Linked DNA regions of Homo sapiens: regions 2 and 3 are each linked to region 1. A link is a contact called in ENCODE Hi-C data. All regions are on one chromosome and are shown on one strand. The core of a region is the stretch at or near the end of the contact, and the rest is flanking DNA. Distances in the headings are between cores, read along the strand shown. Region 1 holds the start of GPR31 (G protein-coupled receptor 31). Region 2 holds the start of RPS6KA2 (ribosomal protein S6 kinase A2). Region 3 holds the start of RAMACL (RNA guanine-7 methyltransferase activating subunit like).

The links. A loop is a pair of places that touch in the nucleus more often than their neighbours do. Pooled maps may share reads with other maps.
Region 2: a map of B cell shows a loop between it and region 1 (3-fold over the local background). The contact joins the promoter of RPS6KA2 here to the promoter of GPR31 in region 1. A Hi-C loop is called at or near these places in 1 of 168 maps with a recorded cell type or tissue (B cell), 11 of 37 single-sample maps with no recorded cell type and 6 of 50 pooled maps.
Region 3: a pooled map shows a loop between it and region 1 (4-fold over the local background). The contact joins the promoter of RAMACL here to the promoter of GPR31 in region 1. A Hi-C loop is called at or near these places in 6 of 37 single-sample maps with no recorded cell type and 3 of 50 pooled maps.

What each region holds. Positions count from the first base shown.
Region 1 is chr6:167,156,228-167,159,326 of GRCh38, forward strand. GPR31 (G protein-coupled receptor 31) reads right to left here and starts at 1,753. Exons shown (of 1, transcript NM_005299.3): 1 at 1-1,753. The coding sequence starts at 1,604. The coding sequence ends at 645.
Region 2 is chr6:166,625,873-166,628,743 of GRCh38, forward strand. It overlaps RPS6KA2 (ribosomal protein S6 kinase A2), which reads right to left and starts at 1,379. Exons shown (of 21, transcript NM_021135.6): 1 at 1,049-1,379. The coding sequence starts at 1,147. RefSeq lists silencers at 1,249-1,598, 1,659-1,828, 2,079-2,138.
Region 3 is chr6:166,585,417-166,588,453 of GRCh38, forward strand. RAMACL (RNA guanine-7 methyltransferase activating subunit like) reads right to left here and starts at 1,262. Exons shown (of 1, transcript NM_001395999.1): 1 at 1-1,262. The coding sequence starts at 1,061. The coding sequence ends at 705. All of the region lies in intron 1 of RPS6KA2 (ribosomal protein S6 kinase A2), which reads right to left. RefSeq lists a silencer at 1,465-1,604.

The sequences.
Region 1 (3,099 bases), core at 503-3,002:
TAAACTAGGGAACTCACTACATTTTCCTTAACATAATGTATAATCTAGAAAAATGAAGCAAAATTTTATGAAAACAAAAATGTTATGTTCCAAATAAAGGCTAGCATGTACGACAGTACCTTATATACAGCAGAGTCTCTTTTTAGAACCAGGGCACTTTCTGATGTCGGTCATCCCCAGTCTGCACAGCAGGTGGGAAGAAAACATAGTTTTTTTTTTGTATTTAAAACTGAAGCATAATAAATGAAAATGACTTGCTGAGACCAAGTAAGAGTTGGAAAGATGCCATCACCCGGCTTTCTTCTCTTCCTTCACTGATTTAGCAAATTACATTTCTTCAAGTGTGGAGATGGAGTAGCTGCCCGACTTTTCAGTTCAGCAACTGAATCTGCATCATAGTTGGGTAGGAGGAGGTTCTAGCTTGTTCATTTTGATTTGCCACTCTACAAGGTAAAATCACAGAGGACCACCCTGGTCAACAAAGTATAAGACCACACCTGCAGCAACTGTGCCCATGTTTATGCTCTGATCCTTGTATTGCAGTCTTAAGACTTCTTCTTCTTCCAGAATCCCAAAGTAGGAGTAATTATTATTTAGGTCGCAGGTAGTTCCATAAACACGGGCGTTGAGGACGCTGGCTGTTGTCAGGAATAGGAGTCTCTGGGGTTGAAATCTGGGGGCTCTGCTGCCTGCCCTTTGCCTCGGAGGGTGTGGAAGACCCTCCGATAGGAGCTCCTGAAGGTGGGGCTGGAGAAGCAGTATACCACGGGGTTGAGCACACTGTGCAGGTAGGTGAGGCTGCCCGTGACATCCGAGGTATGAGCCACTGCACAAAGGGCCCTGCAGCTCCCCAGATTCTGGAAGATGTGCATCAGGACTCTGGCCAGGAAGCAGGGCAGAAAGCACAGAGCAAACAGCACCACCACCAAGGTGACCAGTGCCTGGGCCCGCTGAAGCTTGGGCTGTTTCTCAGGCTCCCGGAGTCTTTTCTGGAGAGCCCTGATGATGCCTGCATTGCAGAACACGATGAGGCCAAAGGGGAGGACAAACTGAAGGCAGGAGAGTGCTTCCTGCCAGATGATGCTGAAGGAGCCGTCTGCCCTGGAGTAGAAACTGTGGCACCTGGTGGAGTTCTGGGCGGCCTCAGAGATGAGCAAGCCCGGGCAGGTGAGGGCGACCATCAGGAGCCAGACGAGGCCCGAGACCCCCAGGGCCGCCTGAGGAGACAGCAGGTTGACCTTAAGCCGAGGGTGGACCACACGGAGGTACCGGTCCAAAGCCACGGCGGCCAGGAAGGCCATCCCCACGCTGCGGCTGAGGTCCAGCAGGAAGTGCAGGGCCCAGCAGCCCACACGGCCCAGATGCCAAGCCTGGAGGCTCAGGTAGAAGGCGGCCAGGAAAGGCAGGCACGCAGCCAACAGCAGGTCAGCCAGGGCCAGGTTGAGCAGGTAGACAGCGTACGGCTTCCACACCCTGACCCGGAACAGGAAGGTCCACAGCGCCACCGCGTTGCCCAGCAGACCCAGCCCACACTCCAGCCCCAGCAAGACACCCACAGCTGTGGCCACCACAGTGCTGGGGGCTGAGCAGTTTGGGAATGGCATCACCCGGCCGTGAGGGGCTGCAGGCACAGCTGGAGCAGGTACAGGAGGAACTCTGTGCTCTTTCTTACAAAATGAAAGAAAAGGCCTTTTCCTGCCACAGAGTAGACAAGATCTACATTTGCCCAACAAGAACAGTTCCTCAGCAGAATAGAGTCCACAGCAAACCAAAATTCATTTGGGGAAAGAGGATGAGCAGGGGAGGGAAAAGCCCCTTTGCAGTTGTGTTCTGTTTTCTTCCGCCATAAAAAAGGGGAAATGGTGTTTCGCTTCACATCACCGGGCTGCAAAGCTGAGGAGTAATGTCCTATAACGTCTGGGGGTCCAGGGCTTTGCATCCACAGTCCTGAAAGAAGGAAAAGTCTAATTATGCAAAGACTCCTATGTCTGTATACAATTAAAATAACAATGGAATCAAAAAGATTGTTCTCTACTTTGAATATGTTTCATGGGGAAATTTTCTTCTTCCTTTTCATACATAAAGGACGCTTGCTGGGATCCTTCTGCATGGGGCTTGATTTTACACACTGGTCAGATGTGGTCCCCACACTTAAACTTGAAAGGGGATTTGAGACAACCTGCTCATTCCATAGCTGATGGTTTCACTTGTACTTGTGTTTTGTTAAATACAAATTTATTTTATTTTCTCTGCTGGAGTCTTTCCTACCTAGTACACCACTTGGATTGGGATCTGGACCAGCAGGGCCTGGAGTGGGCCCTGGAAGCATGGAAAAATCAATGGCTTGTAAAAATGCGTAGAATCCACTAGAAAGTTAGGTTCATCAGCCAGGGACATACTCCATATATCCATGTGTCGCTAGTGACAGACAATGCCTGGCACACAGCATTATCAACAAGCATTTCTTTGATGAATAAACGTGTGCAGTCATCATTACCCTCTGATGACCCTAATACATCTCAGTCCTTACCCATCAATGACCCTATTATACTTGGTTCTCACCCAATGTTGACCCTAATTTACCTTGGTCCTTACCCACTATTGACCCTAATTCATCCTGGTCTTCACTCAACGTTGACCCTACTTCATCTTGATCTTTTCCCACTTTTGACCTTACTGCATCTTGGTTCTTACCCACTGATGATCCTAATTTATCTCAGTCCTAACCATTCTTGATCCTACTTCATCTTGATCCTTACCAACTGGTGACCCTACTTCATCATAGGTCTTACCCATATTGACTCTAATTTAAGTTGGTCCTCTCCCACTGTTGACTCTAATTTATCTTGGGTCCATTCAGCCTGGTTTGAATTTTGGAGTTAAGTAAACTTTAGTTATAATTTTTTGTTTCTCCATTTATTAGCAGTGTGGTTTTGGGAAAGCAAATTAACTTCTCTGAACTCCAGGCTCTTCACTTGAGAGGTGAAGATGGTAACACCTTCTTGAAGAGTTCTTTTGAGTAGTCAAGGTACTATTACAGGTAAAGCACTTAGCGCCATGTCTGGGTGTTGTGAGAGCTTGATGCTTTTACTAGAGTAT
Region 2 (2,871 bases), core at 129-2,628, 530 kb before region 1:
AGTAATTCTCTTCTACTTTTTTGTCTATTCCTCAGGTCTCTCAATGGTTACAGAACCCATGTCTGTGTCTAATATCATGGCAGCTGGGACAAAGAAAACCAAGATGAAACATTTGAGATTGTTCCAGCTGAAACAAACCAACCAAAACCCCACAGGTGCCAGCCTTGAGGCAAAGGCGGGACAGTGTCAGGCGAAATCTTTGGGTCCCAGCCTCAGTCTCCCCATCACCATGTCTTTTTCACTTAAACACGTTTCACTGTTTTGTCATCTATAGATTCAACAATGTGATTTGGACACTGGGAATAAGAGAATAAGATTTGATGGTTGAAATAAAACACACCACGAGAGAACCGTCCACAAGGAAACTCTAAGATGCCAAGATGCGGGACAGGTAGAAAGGACAGGGCTTTGGGAGTACTCTGGGTTTTCAGGACGAATCTGTATCAGCCTCGGCGCTGCGAGGATATTGCATCAGGCTCTTTACTCCTGAACGCCGTTTTAGACGCCTAAGCAGATTGTGCTGCTGCCTGTTCTTCCCCGTTCTGTGAATTCTACACTGACTTCAAGTGCACGAATGAGCTACAAGATAAGGTGGAACCTGCCGGCCGGGCACGGCAGACAGCACCTGATCAGCGCCTCGGAGGGCGGAGCTGGGGGGCTTCTCCACTCGGGACTTTGAGGGACCCCCGCGGAGCGCTCCGCGCCACTCGGCGGTCTAGCTGCAGAGAAAGCCCCTCCTCACCCGGGGCTCCCTGTGGCCCACAGGGGACCATCCCACACCCCGTGCAGCCAGCGGCGGAGAAACCAGCTGGAAATGCAGTGGGGGTGGAGTTGCCCCCGCGAGGACCCACGGACCGCCCAATTACTACGGAGTCCCAGCGATAACGTTTGGAGCCGTTTGGTTCGATTTTCGGAACCGGACCAGCTTTCCAGTAACTTGAACTCCCTGACGGGTCTCGGGGTCCACCCAGGGGTGGCGAGGCGGGCTCGGGCGACCACGGCCCGCTCAGTGCCCGGCACCTGCGCGCCCCGAGGGCGGCCGCATTACCTCGAGCCGGCTCAGGCTGGAGCTCTTGGAGCGCGACTTCCTGCGCAGGTACACAGAGAAGAACCTGCGCACGGCGAACTTCTTCATGCTCAGGTCCATCGCCCCGCGCCCAGCCCGGAGCAGCCGCAGGGCCGGGGGACGCGCATCCCCGGCATCCCAGGCGCGGGGCTCAGGTCCGCGGGCGGGCACGCGTGGCCAGGGAGCCCGGCACGGCGGCCATGGGCGCGGGGCGTGGGGCGCGAGCTGCGGTCACAAAGGGCAGGCCGCGCCGGCCACCGCGGCCGGGGCCACAATCGCTCCCTCCGCCTCCTTCTCCGCCTCCCCTGCGAGTACCAGCGCCGGCCACGCGCCACGCCTACACCACGCCCACCACCACTACCACCAATCAGCGCCCGCCGCTCCGCGCCCCGGCACGCACACCTCCTCCTCCTCCGCCCCGCCCCGCCACTACGGCCAATCAGCGCTCACCACCCCTCCCGTTCCCACCCACCACCAGCACTGCCAATGAGAGCCCACCGCCCCGCCCGGGAGAGCCCCGCCTCTGCCGATACCTCCAATCATCAGCGCCGCCCTGTGGTTCCAGGTGCCCATCCCTCCTCCTCTTTCTACTCCTTCCTACAAGAACCAGCTCCGTGCAGCCCCGCCCCCACGCGGTTCCGCCCACGGCCCCGCCCACAGCACTGCCCGCCAATCAGTGCCCGCAGCCGCCGCATACCTAATGAGCCTCGGCCCGGGACAGCTCCCGGCCCGGGCGAGTTGTGCAGCTGCTCCGGAGCCGCGCAGTCGCGGGCGTTCCTGTCACGCAACTTCGGCCCGGCTGCTCTTTCTTCCAGCTTGGGGCCGTCATTATGTTTTCCTTCCTTAAAACATCCCTATGCACACTTTGTCATCATGTTTTTCTCTGCCGAACCAAACTTTAATTGTTGATCAGCAAACGCAGCCAAAACCTCAGCGGCACAGCGAGCGAGGGACCGCCGCCTGCCAGCGGGCCCTGCAGCTCGGCCAGGAGCCGCCCTCCGCGGAACCGGCGCCTTCCCTCCGCCGGAGCGGACAAAGGCGCCCGAGGGCGGGGGCTCAGGCAGCCCTCGGGGCGCCTCCCTCCCGCGGCTGCAGAACAAAGACGCATCCGCCCTCCGCAGCCGGTCCCGCTCTAGGAAACGTCTACACAGATGGCTTATCAGGGCCCGCGCTGGGAATACCCGGGCGGGGTGACCTGGGTCTAGGGCAAGGCCCTCAGACCCGCTGCTGGCGGCAGCGCCGCTCGGGATCCGCCTTAAAGGGAAACACTTTTTTCTTTTTTTTCCTAGAAATGCTCACCAAGGGCTGCAGCAGGGCCGAGAATGCGGGCTCACGACCCCGTGCAGCCTGCTCTGTTTTCCTCTTGTGCACGTGTTGAGTTTGTATTTAAAAACAGGGAGAAACCGAGCCCATTGACATAGCACCATCACCACCTGCAAAGAGCAGAAACGAGTGCGGTGGTGAGTTGACAAGTCTTGCTTGCTCTTTTGCAGTGCGAACTGCAAAATCCTCGCGTTGTTTTGCTCCCTGGACTAGTCAGATGTTGCGTTAATACTTGTGTAGTCTATTTTGGCTAAGGTGGGTAGAGAGGTCAGAATGTCCTTAAATAAGAGCTTTAAAGTCATGCTGCATCCGGGCTGAGGTGAGGTCAGATAGGCTCTCTGGGTTTCCTGGAGACCCGCGTTGAGCGGTGCTGCTCCGGAGTGGAAGCCGGGAGTTTAGCACCACGACTCTGGCGCTGCCCCTTCCTTGCTTGGTGAACTTGGGTGCCGTTGCACGTTGTTCCCACGACTCATCTCTAAGAG
Region 3 (3,037 bases), core at 12-2,511, 570 kb before region 1:
ATTTACTTATAATTGTGTGCAATTGTCCAGGCTGATCTTTTAAGGTTAAAGAGAAAATCTCAAACATGACATCAAACAAGTCTTTTTTTTTTTTTTTTTTTTTCCTTATTTTACAGCTTTATTACTGATTTCCCTCTAAAAAGAGACTCAAGTGTGGAGCTGACTCATCTATAGATTAAGGAATCACAAAGTACCATAGTCACTTAACAAATGCAAAAAAAAAAAAAAGCAATTGTTTTACCTTTCAACTGCTGATGTTATGTACAATCTATCACAAAAAGCATAGCTGTGCATTCATGAGCTGATTATATCAACCTCTAGAATTTTAGAAACGAGCACATCTAAGCATATGGATACTCTCTTACCTTACAAAGTAAAAGCATTTTCTATTTTAAAATTTTTATTTCTGTGTAAAACAAAGAATTCCTAGAGGTCAAATAATATACCAAACTTAAAGCACTATTAAGTCATGAAACAAAGAAGATTCTGAGGTAGAAGTCAAGCAATATAATCCACAGTTTCAGGTATTCCCAGCAACCATCGCATTTCGCAAGTAAGATCTATTTTTTTTAAAGTCTCAACTTCCAAAAAATCAATAATCCATTCTGTAAAATCAGATGTAAAACTATGACCAACAGAAGACACCCAAACTTTTCTCATGGTAACAGAGTAAATGCTTTTACTAAAAGCTGCCAACATTTCTATCAGTAGTAACCGTAAGGAGGCCGCTGGTTGTAACCATAATGTCCATATTGCTGGGGATAGTAAGGTTCTTGTCTGTGTTGCGGGTAGTTGTTACCCCAGGATCGTCCATGCCACTGATTGGATCGATTGTCACTTGGCCACCCCCATCTGTTGTCCCTGCCTCTGAACTGTCTGTTGTCTTGCAACCGATTGCCTCTGTTTCTTTGGTTCCCACCAGCTCTGCTATTCCATTCCTCAACAATTGGAGGAGACTCAGGAGGGCGTTTCAGGTATTCCTGATACTCCTTGTCATTTTCTGTGAATCTACTAGCAAACATCTCTTCAAAATTTGGAACAGCTTCGGCAGTGTCAGTCATTCTGAAAATCCCAAAGGTTTGAGGCAGCTGTATTGCTTAATGTTTAGGTTGTTTAAATCCGCCAAGGGCTATGTCTATCCAGCTCAGGCCGAACCCCGCCGGCGAGACACTGAGAAGCCCAGGAGAGGTGGCCTCTGGTCCACTACACCGTGGAACTCCAGACCACTCCAGTTCTCCAATGTAACCGAGCGCCTTCCTCTCCAAACAAGTCTTTTAATAAGGCCCATGAACTAGTCCATATATATACCAGAGGAGGAAAGAAAAAGAATGACCACAGTTTATTCTGAAGACATGACAAAGGTAACACACATCAGTTATACACAAAGTCAAATTTCAGCATTACCTCCAGGGCAGAGGGAGCCAACAGCTTTCAGAAATCTCTGCTCCTGCCATAGACTGGGGCTCCCCTCAGCTGCCTCCCAGTGGGGACTACATTACCCAGCCCTCCTTGCAGGCAGGTGTGGTCATGTGACTAGCCCTGGCCAATGGAGTGTGTCTGGATGGTGTACCTTAAAGAAGCAGGTGCTTCTTTCATAGTCTCTTTCCCCCCACAGCTAACTGCAGGCCCTTAGGGCTGGTGGAGCTACAAAGAAGAAGCCTGGGTCCCCCAAATCCCCATGTGGAAGCAAAGTGGCCAGTCATCAGGAACCCTGACATTAGACTAACACATAAGGAAGAAATAATTTTTCTTTTATGAACTCAGGGAAATATTTTCCTGAAACACAAGAGTGCACAGTCCAGAGACCCTGGGTCAGAGCCCTACAGGCCCAAGAAAGGCTTGGTTGGACACTGGCATGGGACAGAGGGAGGCAAGAAAGATGAGATAAGCACAGACTAGAGATTCGTATCTGCTTTTCATAAGTACAAGAGAAATGTACCATCAAAATCAGTTCTAATCACCGTCACTCTAATTGTGTGGCATCAGACAAGCTCCTCACCCGTCCTTGGCCTCAGTTCCCTCCTATGTAGAATGAGGGGGTCCTACCTGGATTAGTGGTTGTGAGAAATAAATGAACCCACGCATGTAAAACTCCCAGAACAGTACCTGGCATAGAGTGGGTTCTCAAAAATAACACTTTAGTTCTTCCTGAATATCTCATGCAGTGATATAACATCTTTCTTGAACGAGTCTGCCCTTTTTGAAGTCTGCCATTGGAAAAAAAAAAGCAAACCAGCATAAAATAAATATTATATATATATATACACACACAAAAATGTAAAATATATAAGTGGATTCAGAAGTAGAAGATGAAGGGCCCACGTCTCTGAAAAGCCACAGCTGAAGGCGCTGAAACTAGCCGTCTGGCCTCACTAGCACAGTGGGTAGAGTCTGACTTCCTGCTGGCTGCTGTCATTCATGGCAGGACTTTCCGGGACTGTGCGCTCTCTGCCCTGTGGGGAAGAACCCCGAGGAGGTGAGAGTGAGACCCTGCGCCCTCCTCACTCACTCAGGTTCCAGCCACAACAGTGAATTTATTTTGTTTTTTATCTGTTTGGCTTATCACATCTGAATGCAAAATATGCAGCATAAAATGAATGAAAATTGAGACCCCAGTGATGGTTAGAGAATTCTCGTATCATGAACTAAAAGTGAACTTCTTTCCAAGAAACAGGGGACCTTCGTTTTGCTCCCCAATGTACACACTGTGCTGGGGTCTGAAGTAAACAAGGCAGGAGCTCAGCTCCATCCCAGGGCCCTCACCCTCCACTGCTCCCTGAGTGTGGTTTAAAAAGAGGAACAAGGACCTCCACAAAGTCAGCTTCACATTCAGCAGGTGGACAGCAGAATCAAATCTCTGCAAAGAAACAGCCTATGAGTGTGTGCAGCTGCTCACAGGCCTAAATTATAATTTCCAGGTGGGGCCAGCGAGTTGCTGCAGGGGTGGCTTTCTGCAGAAAAAATGAGGGGTGGCTGAACTGGATTCCACAGGCCCTAGCCACACAGAGCATCATGCACCTGAACTGGGGGTCTTAGG